Linked DNA regions of Homo sapiens: regions 2, 3, 4 and 5 are each linked to region 1. Evidence: chromatin contacts called from ENCODE Hi-C or POLR2A ChIA-PET data. All regions are on one chromosome and are shown on one strand. Each heading gives the region's core, a stretch centred on a gene start or an enhancer-like site at or near the end of the contact. The rest is flanking DNA. Distances are from core to core; before and after follow the strand shown. Region 1 holds the start of SLC38A2 (solute carrier family 38 member 2). Region 2 has its middle 36 kb from the start of LINC02416. Region 3 overlaps PCED1B (PC-esterase domain containing 1B). Region 4 holds the start of PCED1B (PC-esterase domain containing 1B). Region 5 has its middle 52 kb from the start of PCED1B-AS1.

Region 1 (3,564 bases), core at 731-3,230:
TCTTCTTCCCCAAATTCGATTCAAGTAAAAAGTTCTGGTTTTCAGGATCTACATCTGCATAATGGCTGCAAAAAATATAGACATATATAATTGTAAACTGGATTGAAATATCTATCATTACACACAAGACTGCTTTAACATAAAATACCCTCCAACAGCATAGCTCTGATACAACATCTTTACTTAATGTATAAATATTAACTAGGAGTTGACTTTCACACCAGCTATCTTGTCATTACAACAAGATAATCGGATACTCTTTCAGAGATTACGCACCTTCTCTAAATGCTATAGCAAATTAAAGCAATGGAAGCAGAGTCCTAGGTAACTCCCTGAACCCAACCCATGCAAGCCGTTTTTTCAAAAGTGTCACAACTTCTCCCACCTTTTCAGAGCAGCTTGCTTGGTGGGGTAGGAGTAGTTGAAGTCGCTGTTGGAACTGTAGCTGCTGCTGTCTTCATCCGGGGAAATACTGAATCGTCCCATTTCGGCCTTCTTCATGCTAAGCACTGGGAGGAATCGGGTGCAGCTAGTAGCGCTGGGCTCCTTTTGTCCTTGGCGGTGGGTGCAGCGGCCCGCGAGTCGGCCTGCGAAAGTAGAGGCGGCGCGTCAGGACCGCAGCGCCAGCCCGCCGCGGTCACGTGACGCCGCCCGGAGGCGCAGCGCGGCTGATTCATCCCAGGCCAGGCGAGTGGAAAAGTACCAGCCGCGCGCGAGGGGCGGGGGCGCGCCGAGGGGCGGAAAAGTACAGACGGCGGAGCCGCGGGGAGAACAAAGATGATGCCACCGCTGTGTTGCGGCCGTCGAGGCCCCCTACTCCGGCAGATTTCAGTATTTCACCCTCTCTATTGTCCCTCGTCGGAGTGGAGGGGGCGAGGGGGGGTTCTGTTTTGCTTTTTCCCAGTCGCTCCAAACTTGCACAGGCACTCAGGGCACACATCCAGCCCCGACCCTGGCTCGTGTGCATGCAACCTAGGCGCACGGCTTTCCGTTTCTAGCATTTGGAACAGCAATGCTGCGTAATCTGTCCTTTACTGCCCGGAGTCCCCACACGGAGAAATGCCTCTGCCGCAGACAGCCTTCCCCAGGAGGCGGAAAGGGCCGACACTACTCCTCTCTCGAGGGGGGCGAACGCCCGGGCCCCGGGAGCTGGGGGTTTGTTTACACACGCGCGCCAGTGCCCTCAAGCACACCCGTCCACAGGCAGCTGGCCCGCGAGTGCTACGCCCGCCCAGCCCCTCCTATGTCCGGAAAGAAAACTGATGCAATATCGATCGTCGATTGTCAAATGTTCCCAACTCGTCTTCCCCAATCTTGGCCTCTCCTGTAATACATGCCCAAGCCCACCTCCGCCGCCCCCAGATTCCTGGCTCCCTGGACTTAATTTTTTTTTTTTATTAAATGCAAATCAGTCACAAGACTTGCCGCAGCAGAGCCGCTGGCCGGGCTAGCTCCCCTCCCCCTAATGGGAAGATGCGGCTCCGCACCGTGCAGGCACGCGGCCCCCGCCCAGCGCCCGCTCTCCTACCCACGTCGCGGGCGCGACACCCGCGCGGCGGGCCAGGGTGGAAGGCTGGCCAGCCCAACCGACAACGCCCGCCTCGAAAGGAAACGGACCCCGCGGCCGCCTTCCCGCGCGGCCCCTCCCGGAAGCCCCTCCCCCACTCTCGCCCGGGCCCCGCGCCCTTCCCACAGACGCCCCCCCGCACGCGTTACCTCGGTGGTCTCTATTCTCACGCAGACGTCTTCAGTGGGTTTCTCTCAGTCAAATACAAATCATAAAAAACAAACAAAAAATTTCCCCAAATCCAACAACAGGCAGGAAAAATAATTTTAATAAAAAAGGAAAAGACAAATTGCCGCCCCAATCCTCCGGCGTCCGCCGTGTCAAGGGAAAGGCGCGAGCGTGCGGTAACGCGTGGTCGGGCTGCTGCTAGCAGTACTGGAAAGGCGTTCTAAGGCGGCGGCGTCGCGCGGCTGTGGAGCAGCCCTGCGAGCGGCGGGTTATAGCGGCACCCCGGGGACGCGTCAGTGGGCGGGACCGCGGCCGCCCGGGCGCCTTCTCTTTGTGTATCAACACCACCTGGGCCCCGCCTCCGACCCGCCCAGACCTAGGCCCCGCCTCCCTGCCCCTCCCTCTGCGGCCCGCGCCCGCGGCCCAGCCCCGCCCGCAGGCGCCCCCAAGACTCTCCCGCAAAGCCCAAGCCCACTCTCTCCAGCTTTCTAGATAGTCTGGAAAGACCCCCAGATGCTTCCCCTGCCTATCCTTTTCAGCCAGGGTTGGTGCTCAACACATGCGGTTGTCTTTGAGGAGCCATCTCCTTAAAATTTTCTCCTGTCCGAGTCACCAGCAGTCCTTGCTTTCGGGGGACACATCAAGGCTTTTGGGGGACACCACCCTCCCACCAAACACTTTCTTGATTGTTATTTTTGTGATTTACAGTGAAGTTTTGTCTCACAAACTTGGGCCAAGGCAGCAAGGTTGTCCTGATGGTTTGTTGTTCTTTCTTTTCCACCTAGACCTGCTTTCACTCTTCAAAACTAGCCGGAGGTCGGCGAGCAGCTCCTTTTCGGGATGTGCTTTTTGTACGGCCATGGAAACTGGACTAGCGGAAAGGCTACCTTTTGGCCAGCAAGCCAGGCCCCTTAGAAAGAGGCCCCAGTGGGGAGCCCGGCGCTCCTAAGGCCGTTTGGGAGTCCCCAGTTTTCCACTCGCTGACACGTTGCTTCTCTTATCCCACCACCGCCGCCCCGGGCAAAGGCACTGCCTTGTCTGAATGCGGGTCTGAGGCGCTTTCTGCGGAGCCTGGTCCTTTCCCTTCAATGGTGATGTGTGTGGTCTTGCTGAGCCAGGCAACTAGGGGGACCCTTCGCTGTGGAAAAATTGGTGCTGCGGGAAAGGCAAGACTCACTCCCTTGCAGGAAACAAAGACCCCTTAGGAGAGAGAAATGTTCATGGAATGAATGAATAAACAAGTTTGACCTACTGCTCTCTTCCTTTTGGGGACTTGGGAGAAATTGGGCAGGGCATAGAGGAAAGGGCTGGGTGTGATCGCAGTTTTTGCTTTCAATGTTTTACTGAGGAAATCCGTACAACTGCCTATTTCCGCCGCACGTGAGGCTTCGGGTGCCCTCGCCTGCACCAGTGTTTATGATTGACAAGCGAGGTCCCGATTTCCCCCATCACACTCCTGTGTTCCCTACCCCAAACCTTCTACTCTGTTCAGGCCAGTCTTCCCTACCGCAAACCTTCTACTCTGTTCAGGCCAGTCTTAAATAATAGCCATTCTTGCTTTGGTGTCCAATCTCCTCTCATCCCCTTAAATGCCGCTGTCATGCAAGGCTTAGTCTTCGAGCCACAGGAAAGCGCCCCGCATGCCTTAATCCCTCCGTACTCAGCCCTCTTTTTGCAGGTACTATTTTCTAAAACAATATGGTGACGGACTTTTAAAAATCCGTGCTGTCATGCACTCAAAATCGTTCCAGACTATTTGTAGTATCATCTGCCCAAAGATTGTGAACTCCCCAAGGGCAGGTTTGGAATTTGACACACAATTAGGGCTG
Region 2 (3,516 bases), core at 75-2,574, 940 kb after region 1:
TCTAATAACTCCTTAGTTAGATTAGACGGATGGCTGGTGAAAAAGTGTTTGGACTGATACTGTATTTATCTGCTCAGAATAAAAATATCTTACAAAAATCTATTATGTGTTTATGAAAGAAAGCCATCAAAATGTTAACAATAGTGGGATTGTCAAACTTCCAGATTTTCTGCACTTTACATATATAACTTTTGTAATTAAAAAATAGTTGATTTCCAGCCTGGCCAACATGCTGAACCCCCGTCTCTACTAAAAATACAAAAAATAGCAGGACGTGGTGGCACGAGCCTATAATCCCAGCTACTTGGGAGGCTGAGGCAGGAGAATCGCTTGAACCCAGGAGGCAGAGGTTGCAGTGAGCCGAGATTGTGCCACTGCACTCCAGCCTGGGTGACAGAGCAAGACACTGTTTCAAAAATAAATAAATAAATAAATAAATAAGGTTGATTTTAAAAATCTACTTAGAAAGCAGAGATTTAATTAAATATTATGGCTTTTCAATAATTTTTGTTGTGTACTATGCTCTCCCCAAACCAGTAGCCTAATAAAATTGAGTTTGAAAGTCCTCCATAAATTAACATGTTCTAATAATTCTATAAGAAAGAATGGAGATACAATATTTGATCTAGAAAGTGGATATCCAATGATCATCTGAGCAAGGAACACCATCCTCCTTAAAGTAAACAGCACACAGCTGTTTCCATCATGCTGACTGTAAGAAGATTATCATACTCAGAAAAGAAATTCCAGGAAACTGCGTTCCAATTAACATGGAAATGAATCCACAAAATAAATATGTATCCAGAGTTTATGCAATCCCAGGGTACAATGGAGACAGATGCAGATTGATCTAATCTGGTTGCATTAGGAATAAGAATGTTTGTTGGGGAACATTGTGTGGAAAGTTGACATTTGGTTCAATCAGGAAGGCCAAAGTAGAAATTATGAAAGCAATTTCCTTTGTCCAGTTAAATTAGGCATTCAAATAACAGGCTACTCTTTGACCTTCCTGGGAAAGGTCAGGATGGCATCGAATGGTCATTAAATAAATAGCAGGCCTGTTCTTGTAAATACTTTGTGAGACTTTAGGAAAACATATTCTGGATTGAAAATCAGCCAAAAAAGATCTGCAAGAATTTCTCTAACATATTTTTATTGCTTCTATTTATCCATTTTTAATTTGGAGAAATAGTAAGTACTGGTAAAAGCACAAGAACAAACTGAATATGGGGTCTATTGAACAAAATTAAGAGGTCACTTTTCTGCCACTTGCTAATATGTGCTGCAGCTGCTAAAAAAAGGAAGTTTTGTTGTTTGTTTGTTTTGGTTTTGGTTTTGGTTTTGAGACGGAGTTTCGCTCTTTTGCCCAGGCTGGAGTGCAATGGCGTGATCTCGCCTCACTGCCACCTCCTCCTCCCGGGTTCAATTGATTCTCCTGCCTCAGCCTCCCAAGTGGCTGGGATTATTGGCAGGTGCCACCATGCCTGGCTAATTTTTGTATTTTTAGTACAGACGGGGTTTCACCACGTTGGCCAGGCTGGTCTTGAACTCCTGTCCTCAGGTGACCTGCCCGCCTTGGCCTCCCGAAGTGCTGGGATTACAGGCGTGAGCCACCGCACCCAGCCAGAAAGAAGGTTTTTTGAAAAATAGCTCCTGTGGATGTCTCCCCAAGGCTCCACTTGATATAGCTAAGGAGAATTCCTGGCATGTATCATAAGATATATGGTTTCTTAATTAGATGGGTGACTTGCAGGACTAGAATTTAAGAACACTCTTCATGCTGCCTTAGGTTATAATTCCCAGCTTGCATTACAGCAATGGACATGCTGTTAATATTTTCTCCAACAGTCCAAACTGCAAGTATATGAAGTTAAATCAAATCTCTTTTCTTGTCCATTAAAGTTCAAGTTGCCATAATAAAAGCTGGCAAGTTGTTTTTATAAACACTAAATTAATAGAACAGATTTTGGCTGGGCACAGTGACTCATGCCTGTAATCCCAGCACTTTGGGAGGCTGATACAGGAGGATCACTCAAGTTCAGGAGTTCAAGACCAGCCTGGGCATCACAGGGAGACCTCGTCTCTATTAAAAATAAAAATAAAGACAACTAGCCTGGCTTGGTGGTGTGTGCCTGTGGTCCCAGCTACTTGGGAGGCTGAGGTGGGAGGATCCCTTGAGCCCAGGAGTTGCAGTGAGCTATGATTGCACCACTGCACTCCAGCCTGGGTAACAGAGCAAGACCTTGTCTCAGAAAACAAAACAAAAAATAAATAGAACAGATTTTAAAGTTATTTTTATATTATTCATACATCTTTTTTGCCCCTATCTTCTCATTCAGATTCAGATTTACCCAACATTTGCTATGTGTCAAGCTCCATGCTGGAGGATTTCATATTAAATTTACCATTATTTAGCCTTATAATTAGAGGTGGTTCAAAGACAAAGCCTGAATTAGGTGTTTTGATTCAAAATCATGGGTCCTTCAAAATATCAGTGGATTAGATTATTATCCTCGTGTAACTAAGATAATACAAGAAATATTTGGAGTCATATTTTAATGTGTTATCATTATTGTTATTGTAGAAGTAGTGTATATGCATCCATAATTTTTAAAATTTAAACAAAACGTAATTCCGTAAGTGAAAAGTAAAAGTTGTCCATCTTTTTCCTTCCCTACTCCCAGTTTTTCTCTACTGAAATACAGTACATTGTAAAAATGGCCATAATATTCTGTAGTTTCTCCCATTAAGAGGTAGAGTTGGCCGGGTGCTGTGGCTCACACCTGTAATACCAGCACTTTGGGAAGTCCAGCTGGGTGGATCACCTGAGGTCAGGAGTTCGAGACCAACCTGGCCAACATGGAGAAACCCTGTCTCTACTAAAAAATACAAAAATTAGTTAGGTGAGGTGGCATGCACCTGTAGTCCCAGCTACTCAGGAGGCTGAGGCAGGAGAATCGCTGGAACCCGGGAGGTGGAGGTTGCAGTGAGCCGAGATTTGCCACTGCACTCCAGCCTGGGCCACAGAGCAAGACTTCTTCTCACCAAAAAAAAAAAAAAAAAAAGGGTAGAGTCACCTTGAATCTGGGATGGCCTTGCCACATGCTTTGGTCAATAGAATACCACAGAACTGGCATTGAATGAGTTCCAAGCGTAGGCCCCAAGAGGCCTTGCAGCTTCCTATATTGTGTTCAAAGAGCACACTCTTTGAATAATGCCGTCACCATGTGACCACGCCCAGGATTGCCTGCTGGAAGGTGAGAAACCACATAAAGTACAGATGAGGGATCTCAGTTGAGACCCCTCAACCAGCCAAACCCCAGCCAACCTGGCCAGAACTGCTTGGATGAACCCAGCCTAACTTAATGGACTGAAGAATCATGAGATAAAAAAAAAAAAAAGGTTGTTATATTAAGCCACTAAGTTTTGGGGTAATTTGTTATGCAGCAGAAGCTAAATGATACAAGAGGTGACCATTTGAACAATTTCTGGCATTTGCAGACCATAAGGACACAA
Region 3 (3,815 bases), core at 73-2,572, 820 kb after region 1:
TGCCACAGAAATGATTGACTGTTTTCTCTCTGTACATCCTCATTAACTCCAACTCAATAGAACACCAATTTAATTTGCCTCCTTTGTATAAATGTATTCAATCCACCCCGTATCACTGTAGAATATCTATACATTGTTCTAGAATTACTGTTTTCTTATTTTATGTGGATCTGGCTTGCTTTAACTATTTCAAAAATGGAGGCTACGCTTTTTTTTTTTGTTTTTTTTTTTTTGCCTCTTTCCATAGTGCCAGCAAAGAGCTTCTAAATCACGACAAACAGTAAATGCATGTTGATTATAAGTAAAACCTATTTTTGCTTTCACTTTCCTTTGATATGAAAGTCAATTAAATAGGCTGCAGAGAACAGGGAGTTTAGAAGGCTGAAATAAGAAAAATATGTAGCCTGGAAAAAAAATGGAGATGACCAGTAAGCAAAGTGAAATTGTATATACTGCAGACTGATCGGCTCTATCCAAATGGGTGCTCCTTTTGGATATGAGCTCATTCAAATGGTAAATGATTTCATTCAAAACTTTCCTTTGGGAAAAGTCACTTGGAGAGTCCACTTTACATAAAAGAATCCAATTTAATCTTCAGTGGAAAAAGTGGAATTGGACGAGGGCAGAGCTCTCCTTTCATTTTAGAGAATAAAAGTGGCAGCCTGGATCCTGGTCCAGTCTCTGGTACTAACTAGCTGTGACTTTGATACATCATTGAGTCCATCAGAGCTGACTGACTCCCAGGGCTCTCCATAGCAATAATGGTAATAAAAATAGCAAACATTCATGGAGTTCTTGCTGTGTAACAGGCACTGTGCTGAGGATTTTTCATGCATTATTTCATTTAACCATCATTCCTTGAGACAAGTACTATCATTAACCCCAACTGAGGAAACTAAGGCTCGGAGAGATTAATTTGTCTAAGATCACAAAGAAAATGTATTTTGGTGAAACTATTCATTCAAGCCTAGCTCCAATGTCCATTCTTCTTTCCTCACGTCTACATGAGACCTTCCTTATCCCCATATTTGCAAGCAGAGTACATTATTCTGGGCTTACTGAATGCTTTATGCACACAGATATTTTAGCGCTTCTCCCATTGTATTTTGCTAATTGTTTTTGCATGTCTCTCCTAGCTGACTGCAAAAAATGAATTCAAGAGCTGTATTCTATTTGTCTTATTACTCTCATCACTTACTGTAGGGCTTAACAATTAATAGACTCTCATATGTACCAAAATATGAACTCTCAAATTTGTTGTATCCTCAGAGAGGTTGAGTAACTGACTCAGGTTCACACAGGAAGTACAAAGTGAGACCGGATTTTGCATTCCGGCATCTGACCGTCCCCACTTCCTATGAGCATCACTGTCCACTCAGAGTTGTTCAAGCCAATGCAGAAACCAGGGAACCATTCTTTATAATAATTCCCTGCTCACAATTCCTGAATTCCTGCCCCCTTCCCCCTTTCCACTCCAGTCATTGTTTCAGCCCATCACCTTCTCCCCAACCCTCAATCACCATGGTAATTCAGATTACTGCCTTCACTCGCCTGGATTACAATAGTTAGGGTGTAGGATTTTGGCTGACCCCCAAAACAAAAGATTAAAAATTATGGATGACTTTTATAAACTACAAGCAAGTCTTACAATTTCCCTCAGAGACAAAGATATACTTCTGCCCACTCAGCCCTGAGTAGCTTCAATCATGGTTCTCTAGTAAGTTAGAATTATATTTTCTCCCCGTGACATAAATTTCAGTATAAGGATCAGCAACATTGCTCCAGTCCTATAAATCATATGAGGCAACCAAATAGTCTCCAAGATTCTAGCTCATTTGCTGTTCATCTGTTTTAAGATTGCATTTCACCAGTTTATTTCAGGGTGTCTGCCATTTTGGCCCCAGTTTTGATAACTGCAGATTGTTGTTATTTTAAAGCCATTTCATTGCTCAGTCTTGCTGGGGCTGGGGCCCTGCCTTGCTCTTGCCCTCACTAAGCTGCATTCTGGTTTCCTGCCTACCTCCCTTGGCTTTGAATAAATACCACATGCTCTTGCTGTGCTTTTGCTGTGCTCTGCCACCTGCAGGGCCCTTGGTCATACTGTGTTGAGACCTCCTTGCAGGAGTGGCCGCTTGCCCTTTGCAGCCAGCATTTTTCAGATAACTTCCCTCCATGCTCCTGAAACACATCTGTCTCCCCACTGCCTGCCTCCTCTCAGGAATAGGTCTTTTTTTATTTTGAGATGGAGTCTCACTCTGTCGCCCAGGCTGGAGTGCAGTGGCACGATCTCAGCTCACTGCAACCTCCACCTGCTGGGTTCAAGTGATTCTCCTGCCTCAGCCTCCTGAATAGCTGGGATTACAGGCGCGCAGCACCACGCCCAGCTAATTTTTGTATTTTTAATAGAGATGGGCTTTCACCATGTTGGTCAGGCTGGTCTCGAACTCCTGACCTCGTGATCCACCTGCCTAGGCCTTCCAAAGTGCTGGGATTACAGGCGTGAGCCACCGCACCTTGCTGGGATGGGTCTCTTTACAGGTACTGGAACTAATTTAGAACCACAAATGTCCCTTTGATAGCTACTTATTGCAAACACAAGAGAAATTTCCTTAGTGTAAAGAAAATCAATCATTTTTGGCAAACTACTTAGACTTTCAACAGTGAAGCTTCTTAGAATATTGAGGTCTCCTGCTCTTCTGGGAACTGTGGGACAAAGTACTCCAGTTAATATCCTCAGATGACCTGCCAACAAGAAAGGTCATACCGGTCGGAGTTCCATGTGCTATTTAAAGAACAGACCTTAGATGGCAGAAGCAGCAATATGTGGCCAGGGTTTTAATGAGGAAGAGAAAGGTGCCGTGTGGCTAAATTCGAGAGTAAATGGCATTGTTGTGTTCAGAAACAGCACTGGCCACTTATCCTGTTTCATAATTCCTCTTCTTTAAAGTTATTATCTTCATTTTGAGTATTGTGAATTATTTATTAGTATTATATATTTAACTTGTTAAATGAAGAAATGTGTTCTTGTATGAGAGGGGGGAAGAAAAGCCTGTTTTAGTCTTTTGGAATTCATCTTTAGAAATATTTCTAAAAGTAGGCCGGGCGCGGTGGCTCACGCCTATAATCCCAGCATTTGGGAGGCGGAGGCGGGTGGATCATGAGGTCAGGAGTTCGAGACCAGCCTGACCAACAAGGCGAAATTCCGTCTCTTCTAAAAATACAAAAATCAGCCGAGCATGGTGGTACACACCTGTAGTCCCAGCTACTCGGGAAGCTGAGACAGGAGAATCACTTAAACCCAAAAGGCGGAGGTTGCAGTGAGCCGAGATCATGCCACTGCACTCCAGCCTGGGCGATGGAGCGAGTCTCTGTCTCAAAAAAAAAAAAAGAAAAAAAGAAATATTTCTGAAGGTGACAGCTAATGTCTCGAGGGAGAAAATGAGGATCATGAGAAAATGAAACAATTTTTCTCCATATTAATTATGTGTACAATCCAAACCTATCTGATAGCTGGTGACTACAAATTTATTCATTTTCCCTCTACCCACCCTCCTTCCTCTGATTATCTTTCTAAATTCACTTAGAGGCAGCAACTACCCAAAAAAAAACCCCACCATAGTAGAGTAGAGGAGGGATGGGTGTTGTATTAAGGAAGGTATAGCCCCTGTAAGTAACATGCTACAGTAAGGGCCAGAAACAAGAAGGTTGCTCACAGCAGCCCCAGTAGAGTTTAATATCAGATATTGAAGTGAGTCAGGAAGATCTAAGAAAATCATACCTGAGTCTACCAGAGTTGTCTGTTCCCACTTTTTTCA
Region 4 (4,021 bases), core at 1,107-3,606, 710 kb after region 1:
AGGAACTGAAGTACTTTACCTCATTTCCTACCAATCATTTTAAGAGAATTTGGTTGTATTTCAAAGAACAAAACAACACAATTTCTGTCCTGCTGTTTATTTTGCAGACCACACACAAAGTTAAATATGAACAGATTAAATTATGACATCATACAAATATAGGCACAAATTAAGTGGACGCCACAAAAGGTGTGTCAGAAAACACTGAATTGACTGAATCTGAGTCAGATTTCCCCCTCGTGGACTTTAGGATGCCCTCAGCTATCACTGCCTCGCTGGGAAAGAGCCTGACTTTCCCGTTCTGCCCTGCTGCAGTATCCTTCAGGGGTTCCAAAAACACCACTCTTTTACCTGCACCTGCCTTCCGTTCATCAGCGGAGGCATCACTAGCGGGGCCAGGACTGAGAATCGATGAATGGGCATTGCTTTGGTGTAGCATATTTTTCTGTCTCTTGGTTTTACACTTGCAGGGGCATGGAGTCAGATAGAGGTACAAAAGTACCAAAACGATACTGGCCACGCAAGCAGCAAGAGTGGTAAAAGCTGTGTTAAATGCCTCATGAGCATGGGATCTGCTTACAGTGAAATTGCTCACATTTATTGTGACGTCCACAGTTTCATTTAACAGGCGTTGCTTATTCATTGCGATACAAGAATACACTCCAGCATCCTCAAAACGAGGGCTTTCTATAACCAGACTTCCATTGTGAAACACGTAAAAGTTTTCCATCTCTTTATCCGGCTCTAGCAGTCTGTTATCTGGACCCACCCAGATGAAATCCGTATTTGCATTACCTGTCTTGCTGTCACAGTGGACCATCAGTCTTTCCCCGACCTGAGCCTCATGAATAAAGCCAAGCGCACGAAAGGAACCATTGATGATGCTGTCAGAGCAATTCATAAAGCTATCCTGGAGCAGAAGTACCTGACGCGAGTGCCTGGAGTCAGACCACAGGCGACAGGTGTAATCGTTCTTAAAATCCATCACTGAGCTAAAGTGCCTACGATACCAAAAGACCAGCAAGGAGTACAGGGAACAGTCACAGACAAATGGGTTTCCATGAAGGTAGATGCCTCTCAGCTGTTTTCCTGGCACTAAATTTATGTGGTGCATTGGCATGGAAGGAATTCGGTTATAAGAAACATCTAAAAACATCAGTTCTGCCAGCTTGAACCTTCCAACATACAAATCCATCGGAAACTGTGTGAGAAAATTTCCACTTAAGTAGAGTTTCTGCAACTGGGAGAGCCCTCCAAACGCTGAAGGATCGAGATAGGATATGTGATTGTTGTAAAGCAGAAGCACTTCCAGAACCTTCAACTCTTGGAATACAGCATTTTTCACCGTCTTCAGCTTATTGGACGATAAGTCAAGACACTTCAAATTTGGAGTTGTGGAAAAACTGCCCGTGGAAATGCTGGTGATGTTGTTATGACGAAGAATTAGGGTGTTCAGCTTTGCAAACGATACTGGAATCCACTCAGAATCCAGAAGCCCAATTCTGTTATAACTCAGGTCCAGTCTCTTAATCAGTCTGAAAAGGTTCCCAGGCACCTTGGACAGGTTTTTGTTGGTGCAGCTGACGATGTCAGTGGCACAGATGCAAGCGGTGGGGCACACCCCAGAGGCACCAGGGCCCACAGTCACTGTGATCATCAGCAAACACAGCAGCTCCCTGCAGCCCGGTCTGACGACGGCTCCAAGCAGGGTGGGCAGAGTGTGTACACGTAACGACATTATGGTCGCCTCTGAGTCTCTTCCCGGTGTCTTTTCCACCGGCTCAGCCTCCCACCAGTGAACCTGGCAAACAATTAATAATTCAGAGGGAGTAAAAAGCAGAAACTGACTACCACTAGTTAACCCATAAGAGCCATACCTTACTTTCTTTCCAATAACTTTTGAAATGGGTTTTATTTCACAATAGGGAGCTCTGTGTTGCCTCTTCACTGTTAAATGTATTTTTTCCTCTTTCCTGGGTTAGTCCTGCTTATAAAAATGTACAGTCACATTCTCTCCATACAACCCACCGTCTCACCCACCATCAGAAACTCAATTTTTTCCTAAGGTGCATCCTGCGTTGTTGTTGTTGTTGTTGTTGTTTTAAACTCCCTCCAACAGACACAACTATACGCAAACGTACGCTACAAACAATTAAACGGAAATACTTAGCAACCACCCATCCAGGAAAAAACTCACGGTGCTGGGGAGCCTCGTGGGCTCCGGGGAGGCTGCCTACGCAGTGCCTTCCGAAGGTCTGCGCGTCCGTCTGTCCGTGTCTGTCACTCTTGCACCTTCCGACTTCCTTTCCCTCCGGCTCCCGGCGGGCGGCACCCTCTAGCCGGCTCTCAACTTTGAGGAGTTTCAAGCAGCCGCGGCGGCAGCAGCAGCCCTGGACGCAGCAGCCAAGCTCTTCGCTGGCTCCCGGGGGCTCTCCCGGGTTCCTCTCATTGCAGGCTGAAGGTACCGCCTCGGCGCTCTGGCCGCCGTGTGCCCGCGCGCGGGGCGCCCCGCTCCCAGAGCCGGGGCCGCGGGAGGGGGCGCAGGCAGCCGGGCGGCAGCGGGCGGCCCCGCCTCTCCGCACTCGGGAGGCTGCAGGACCCGGGGTTCCCGCGCGCCCGGGGCCGGGAGACGGGCTGGGGCGCCGGTCCCACCCCTGCGCGTCCTGCCTCCTGCGGGCAGCAGCTCGGAGCCTGCGGGAGGGAGCAGGCTGGGCGCGTGGTGGGGGGCGCGCGATGCGGAGGGGGCGGCGGCGCAGCCAATCCGAGAGGCGGCCGGCGCCCCCTCATACCGCCCCGCGGCCTCGCCGCCTCCTCCCGCTTTCCTCCTCCAGCTCCCACCCGGACCTCTAGAACGGCCGCGCAGAGCGGGGAGGGGGCAGGGGTCCACACCAGAGGCCCAGACTCTGGTCCTTGAGTCAAGATGCCCAACCCACTCGCCTACCAATTACGTCCCTTCGTCCAGCTCCAAGCCGGGCGGTAATGGGGTCCAGGAAGGCTAAAGGGGACACGCCCAGCCACCGAGGGAGGGGTCTCACCCTTGGAGACCCACTTCGCGGCGGCCGCACAGGTCACGTCTCTCTCCCCACCCAGGCCAAGGAATCCCCGGACCTCTTAGAGCTTTGCTTTGGGGCAAGGGCCAAGGAGGCTTTGCCTGCGCCAAGTGCAGTTGACTGTCTGGGTTTACAAAATAAACCCAGAAGCAGCCTGACGTCTCCGCTCGTTTCTAGGGAGGAGGTCGCGGGGAGGGAAGTCGGGAACGTTTCCTCTCCACAGGGATATCTGCTGGGAGGAAGTAACCGGGAAATCGCCACGGGGACACCCCTCACCTCCCTGGGAAAGTTCTATCCCTTTCCTGACTCAGGAGGCGGCAACAGGGATGGTGTCCAATTCAAGAAGGAGGAGGGCAGGAAAGAAGGCTTGGAGCCGACCTTCCGGCTGGAATGCAAAGATAAGAGTATTAACCCAAATAATAATAATAATCCCAGAGCAGACCTTTTTTTCTTTTTTCTCTCTTCTCCTTCCCCTCTTCTCTCTCCCTCTCTCTCTCCCTCTCTCTCCTTTCTCTTTCGTTCTCTCTCTCTCATTTCCTCTGTCTCTGTCCCCGCCACCTCCCCGTCTTTTGCAAGCGTGCTCGTGGCGCGTGCGGGACAGGGAAGTAAGGGGCGTGTGCGCGGAGGCTCTTCATCCCTTCCGGAGATGCCGCGGCCGACCAGCGCGCTTTGGTTCAGCAAGCACAGAAGGTGCAAGCCGAACAAGGCCATTCAGAAATGAGGTGGAGACTATGAGGCTGATGAGCTCTACGATTAAAAATCCATTTTTGTTTAATTCCAAGATAAGTTTTAACGATGGGATTTGAGTGAGTCAGATCGCCCATTTGGCCATTATATCCGGATTAAAAGAAATAAATTACTGCCTTGACAAAAGATGCCAACCACAGTGGAATGAAAAGCAACCAAATTGAGGAAACAGTTGGGGCAGGATAGATAACTTGTAATATTACTTAAAAATAAAAATGATGAGG
Region 5 (3,663 bases), core at 925-3,424, 900 kb after region 1:
GAGGCGCTCCTAGGGAGAAAAAATCTGAACCACATACATCTGAGGGGACTAGACATGTATGCTTGTGTTCAAATCATGCCAGGTGGTTCCAAAGCAGCCAGATTACAGGAAGAATGATGGGGATGACCATGGAAGAATTCTGCACGAGGGAGGAAGGTCTTGCCTTGGGAGCTAGGGATGACAGTGGTTTCAGGAATCATAAGGAAACAACTGGAAGTCAATCTTACTGACACTGAAGTACAGCAGGCCTTTACTTCCAACAGCAACATCATATGGTAGGATTCCAACTGCATGAGCAGACATTAATTTTGGTTAAAGCATCTGGCCATTGAGAATAATATTCTAGCTCAATGGCACCACTGTAGTCCTGTTAGGTGAGACAGAGTGCAGTTGGGAAGTAAGCAATAAGCAGGGCTGATCCATGGACACATGTGGGATCAACTGGCGAGTCCCAGAAATTGCTAAGGAGGGAAGCATTGTCTCACCAGCTCAGTCCACACACCCCTACCTTTAGGCCTTCTCTGTTACTATAGCATATTTAAAAAATCATAAATCCAGTTCCGAAAGAATTGATGAATAATGTTAAAGTCTCTGAAGGAGGGAGCCACAATAAATGGCACTCTTCTTGCTCACTTGCATCCTGAACAAGTTGAAGAAATAAAACAAAGGTAGAGCAAATGGGGATCACCTTTGTTACCGGCAGAGGCCAGGCTAGAAGACTAGGTTTTAGGTCTGGTGGTCAAGTGGGCTAAAATCAGACAGACTTGCCCATAGTCAGGCATTTGCTAGGCTAGAGCAGGCCTGCCCAGGCAAGACTTGCAATACAGAGAGATACTGTGCATTCTTGGAATGCCCACTCCTAATAGGAAGCAGCAAAGCTGACCCAACATGCTCAGCGATTCTTCCAAAATTACCATCCAATTACTCACTCCAGAGCCCTAGGGGTGGGATGAATAAAAGGGCTAAGGGAAACAAAACATGTGCTTGGAGAACTCCCTCGTTATAGAAACCAGGAGAGGAAAAAAGGTACGTCTCCTCTGTATTGATCAGGGTCCCATCAGGTTATTAAATAGAAGATATTAAATACGAAGAATTAATTATAAAGGTGTTAGAGGAGCTAAAATAGTCACTAGGGTAGATGAGGCATCCCAAAGATTAGCAAGTGGGAAGCCACCACCCACCCTTAAGACTGGAGAGACAAAGGAAGGATCTGGGGGTCCCTTGATAGACACTAGCATTATAACAGAAATATTCAGGCAAGAGCTGGAGCCACAGAGGAGGGCAGCTACTGCCAGATATGCCTCCCATGGCAGAAAAAGAGGACAAGAAATACTTTGGCTTCCCCTTTCCTCCCAACCTCCAATCTCCAACAGTACCTCTCGCTGGTTAAGTGAGGCTAAAACAGGTGGTCAAGAGAGCCTGGGTATCATAGCTTGCAACAGTCAGACATACAGAGCAGACACAAAGGATGGATCTGGAGGCAAACAGTCAAATAACCAGCACAACATTTAACCAGGCAGAGTTTTGTTGCAATTTTGTTTGTAGACGAAAGAGAAATTTACATATCATACACCCAAACCTTTCTAAATGTCTCATCACCACTTTTTGAAATTTCTCTCCTGCAGCAGCTGCTATGTCGTTTTGTTTGTTTGTTTTATTTTTTTGCGATGGAGTTTCACTCTTGTCGCCCAAGCTGGAGTGCAATGGCGCAATCTTGGCTCACTGCAACCTCTTCCTGTCTCAGCCTCCCAAGTAGCTGGGTTTACAGGCGCCCGCCGCCACGCCCAGCTAGTTTTTTTGTATTTTTAGTAGATACGGGGTTTCACCATGTTGGCCAGGCTGGTCTCGGACTGCTGATCTCAGGTGATCCACCTGCCTTGGCCTCGCAAAGTGCTGGGATTACAGTCATGAGCTACCGTGCCTGGCCAGCAGCTGCTATGTCTTGCTCCATCTTTCTTCCCCACCTCAGCTCTGTCTCCATTCCACTGGCTCTCTTCTGCTCCCACCATTCTCTGAATCCCCTCAACAAAAGCCTTGTCCAAAAGCCTGGGGAACTACAGTTTACTCCCTCCTCACCCTCTCTATCAACAATGACTCTCCTAGGGACTCCCTCGGTGACCACTCAGAGCTTTGAGATTAGGTAAACAGTGTTAATATGACCAACTTGGAACTTGCAGCTTAGTCAAGCCTGAGACAGTCAAGTTACCCAGATAAGGATAGACCATGCACCTACTTAAAATAACAGCATCAACAGGAGTTCTTCTGCTTCCCTTCCTGTTTCAAATTATAGCAATTGACCACTTAGTTACATTGGTTAATGCCCAAGACAAAAATGCAGCCCATCTCTTCCCCACCTGGCCTGCATATATGTTCATTTTGCATTTAGCAGAACTGAAAGGACTTCTTTCTGTTTTATTTTCTTGTAACCACAGAATTTAAATATCTACTGTTTTGTTTGTGGGCTCACAAAGAGGGTGAAAATCATTGCTATTTTATTTCAAACAAAATAAAAGATTACAGTCTTCCAATTAGAATAGGACTTAAAACATAGTAAGAATTTAAAAGCCATGTGCTGATTCATGGGAAAACATTAAGACACAGATGGGTTACACGATTTACTCAAGGTCATACCACTGAAGCAATGACTTTATTATCAGAACTATAAAGAACAACACAAATATTTACATGATTAATATTTTGTTGATAGTAATGGGGCTAGAATTAGAATATGGATTTTACGCTGCTCCAATCCCTGTCTGCTAACTCTGTTAGACTGTGTTTCCTACACACTGGAATTGCAGGATAGTTGCTGGATGTTCAGGCTGTGTGGTCGTGTAGGCATGGGTACAAATCCCAGCTCTGCCACCTGTTAGCTACGTGACCTTGGACCAGCCCCTTAACATCCCTTAGTTTTGTTTTTGGATCTAAAAAATGGGGTATGTACCTTCCGCACTAAGAGGGATAAGGGTTCAGTGAGATGATGTATGTTGTTGGGGAGGAAAAATTTTTCCTCTACTCTCTTCTTTTGCTGGGGGCGTGCAAATTAACCTAACAAAAGACAGACTAACAAAAGAGCAGACACAAAATTTTTATTAATATTTACATGCACAGGAGTTCACAAAAAAGGAGTGAAACTCAAAGAAGTGGTTAGACTCTGGTGATGGGTTGTTCTTCCCTTACTGGCACAGAGGAAACACCTTCACAAAGGCAAATTTGTGCCCTGCTTTTAGTCAGATAAGGGGAGAGGAAAGAACTCTTTCTGCATCTGTTGATTCTCAATTGCTTCCAGCTGAAAATAATCCTTACACTAAAGTGGCATATTTTGGGGTGGCATATTCTGATCCCCTTCCATGTAAAGTGCCTCAGCACCAGGTCTGATTAAAGTTAAGTGCTAAATAGCCCACTATCATTAGAAAAGTCTGTGTCCCCACCTTGTAGTAATAAAGCTCAGACACAACAGGATGTCATAGGAAGGGAATGAGGCATGTTTTTCTTTTCTCCAGTTTTTCTGCCTGGGCTTCCCTGCAAGTAAGATTATCTACATTTAAAACATATTTGATCGGCCAGGCGCGGTGGCTCACGCCTGTAATCCCAGCACTTTGGGAGGCCCAGGCGGGCAGATCACGAGGTCAGGAGATCGAGAACATCCTGGCTAACACAGTG

What was found. Hi-C counts contacts between places; a loop is a spot of excess contacts on that map. ChIA-PET counts read pairs that join two places held with the same protein, here RNA polymerase II (POLR2A). Pooled maps may share reads with other maps.
Region 2: a pooled map shows a loop between it and region 1 (3-fold over the local background). The contact joins the enhancer-like site here to the promoter of SLC38A2 in region 1. A Hi-C loop is called at or near these places in 6 of 37 single-sample maps with no recorded cell type and 5 of 50 pooled maps. POLR2A ChIA-PET finds 5 or more read pairs at or near these places in 1 of 52 experiments (activated CD8-positive, alpha-beta T cell).
Region 3: a loop to region 1 is called in a pooled map, with 2.1 times the contacts of the local background. The contact joins the enhancer-like site here to the promoter of SLC38A2 in region 1. A Hi-C loop is called at or near these places in 3 of 37 single-sample maps with no recorded cell type and 6 of 50 pooled maps. POLR2A ChIA-PET finds 5 or more read pairs at or near these places in 2 of 52 experiments (CD8-positive, alpha-beta memory T cell and H1).
Region 4: a pooled map shows a loop between it and region 1 (6-fold over the local background). The contact joins the promoter of PCED1B here to the promoter of SLC38A2 in region 1. A Hi-C loop is called at or near these places in 1 of 168 maps with a recorded cell type or tissue (chondrocyte) and 14 of 50 pooled maps. POLR2A ChIA-PET finds 5 or more read pairs at or near these places in 2 of 52 experiments (MCF 10A and activated T-cell).
Region 5: a loop to region 1 is called in a map of PC-9, with 5 times the contacts of the local background. The contact joins the enhancer-like site here to the promoter of SLC38A2 in region 1. A Hi-C loop is called at or near these places in 2 of 168 maps with a recorded cell type or tissue (PC-9 and naive thymus-derived CD4-positive, alpha-beta T cell), 1 of 37 single-sample maps with no recorded cell type and 8 of 50 pooled maps. POLR2A ChIA-PET finds 5 or more read pairs at or near these places in 1 of 52 experiments (activated T-cell).

What each region holds. Positions count from the first base shown.
Region 1 is chr12:46,370,793-46,374,356 of GRCh38, forward strand. SLC38A2 (solute carrier family 38 member 2) reads right to left here and starts at 1,981. Exons shown (of 16, transcript NM_018976.5): 1 at 1,717-1,981; 2 at 386-587; 3 at 1-65. The coding sequence starts at 501. It overlaps SLC38A2-AS1 (SLC38A2 antisense RNA 1), which reads left to right and starts at 1,991. Exons shown (of 2, transcript NR_187299.1): 1 at 1,991-2,070; 2 at 2,521-2,986. RefSeq lists enhancers at 911-1,060, 1,141-1,470, 1,160-1,863, 1,721-1,800, 2,481-2,540 and silencers at 1,491-1,690, 1,891-2,230.
Region 2 is chr12:47,315,972-47,319,487 of GRCh38, forward strand. No RefSeq gene overlaps it. Among named protein-coding and RNA genes, the nearest start is that of LINC02416, 36 kb to the right of the region's middle. Within about 2 kb of position 1,325, at least 4 of the 41 ENCODE cell types and tissues checked have a DNase peak (open chromatin) inside an H3K27ac peak, as active enhancers do.
Region 3 is chr12:47,191,954-47,195,768 of GRCh38, forward strand. The region is part of intron 2 of PCED1B (PC-esterase domain containing 1B); the gene reads left to right. Among named protein-coding and RNA genes, the nearest start is that of MIR4698, 6.0 kb to the left of the region's middle. Within about 2 kb of position 1,323, at least 4 of the 41 ENCODE cell types and tissues checked have a DNase peak (open chromatin) inside an H3K27ac peak, as active enhancers do.
Region 4 is chr12:47,077,265-47,081,285 of GRCh38, forward strand. It overlaps PCED1B (PC-esterase domain containing 1B), which reads left to right and starts at 2,357. Exons shown (of 4, transcript NM_138371.3): 1 at 2,357-2,461. AMIGO2 (adhesion molecule with Ig like domain 2) reads right to left here and starts at 2,695. Exons shown (of 3, transcript NM_001370299.1): 1 at 2,198-2,695; 2 at 1,878-1,984; 3 at 1-1,801. The coding sequence starts at 1,738. The coding sequence ends at 170.
Region 5 is chr12:47,266,902-47,270,564 of GRCh38, forward strand. No RefSeq gene overlaps it. Among named protein-coding and RNA genes, the nearest start is that of PCED1B-AS1, 52 kb to the left of the region's middle. RefSeq lists an enhancer at 1,505-1,554. Within about 2 kb of position 2,175, at least 3 of the 41 ENCODE cell types and tissues checked have a DNase peak (open chromatin) inside an H3K27ac peak, as active enhancers do.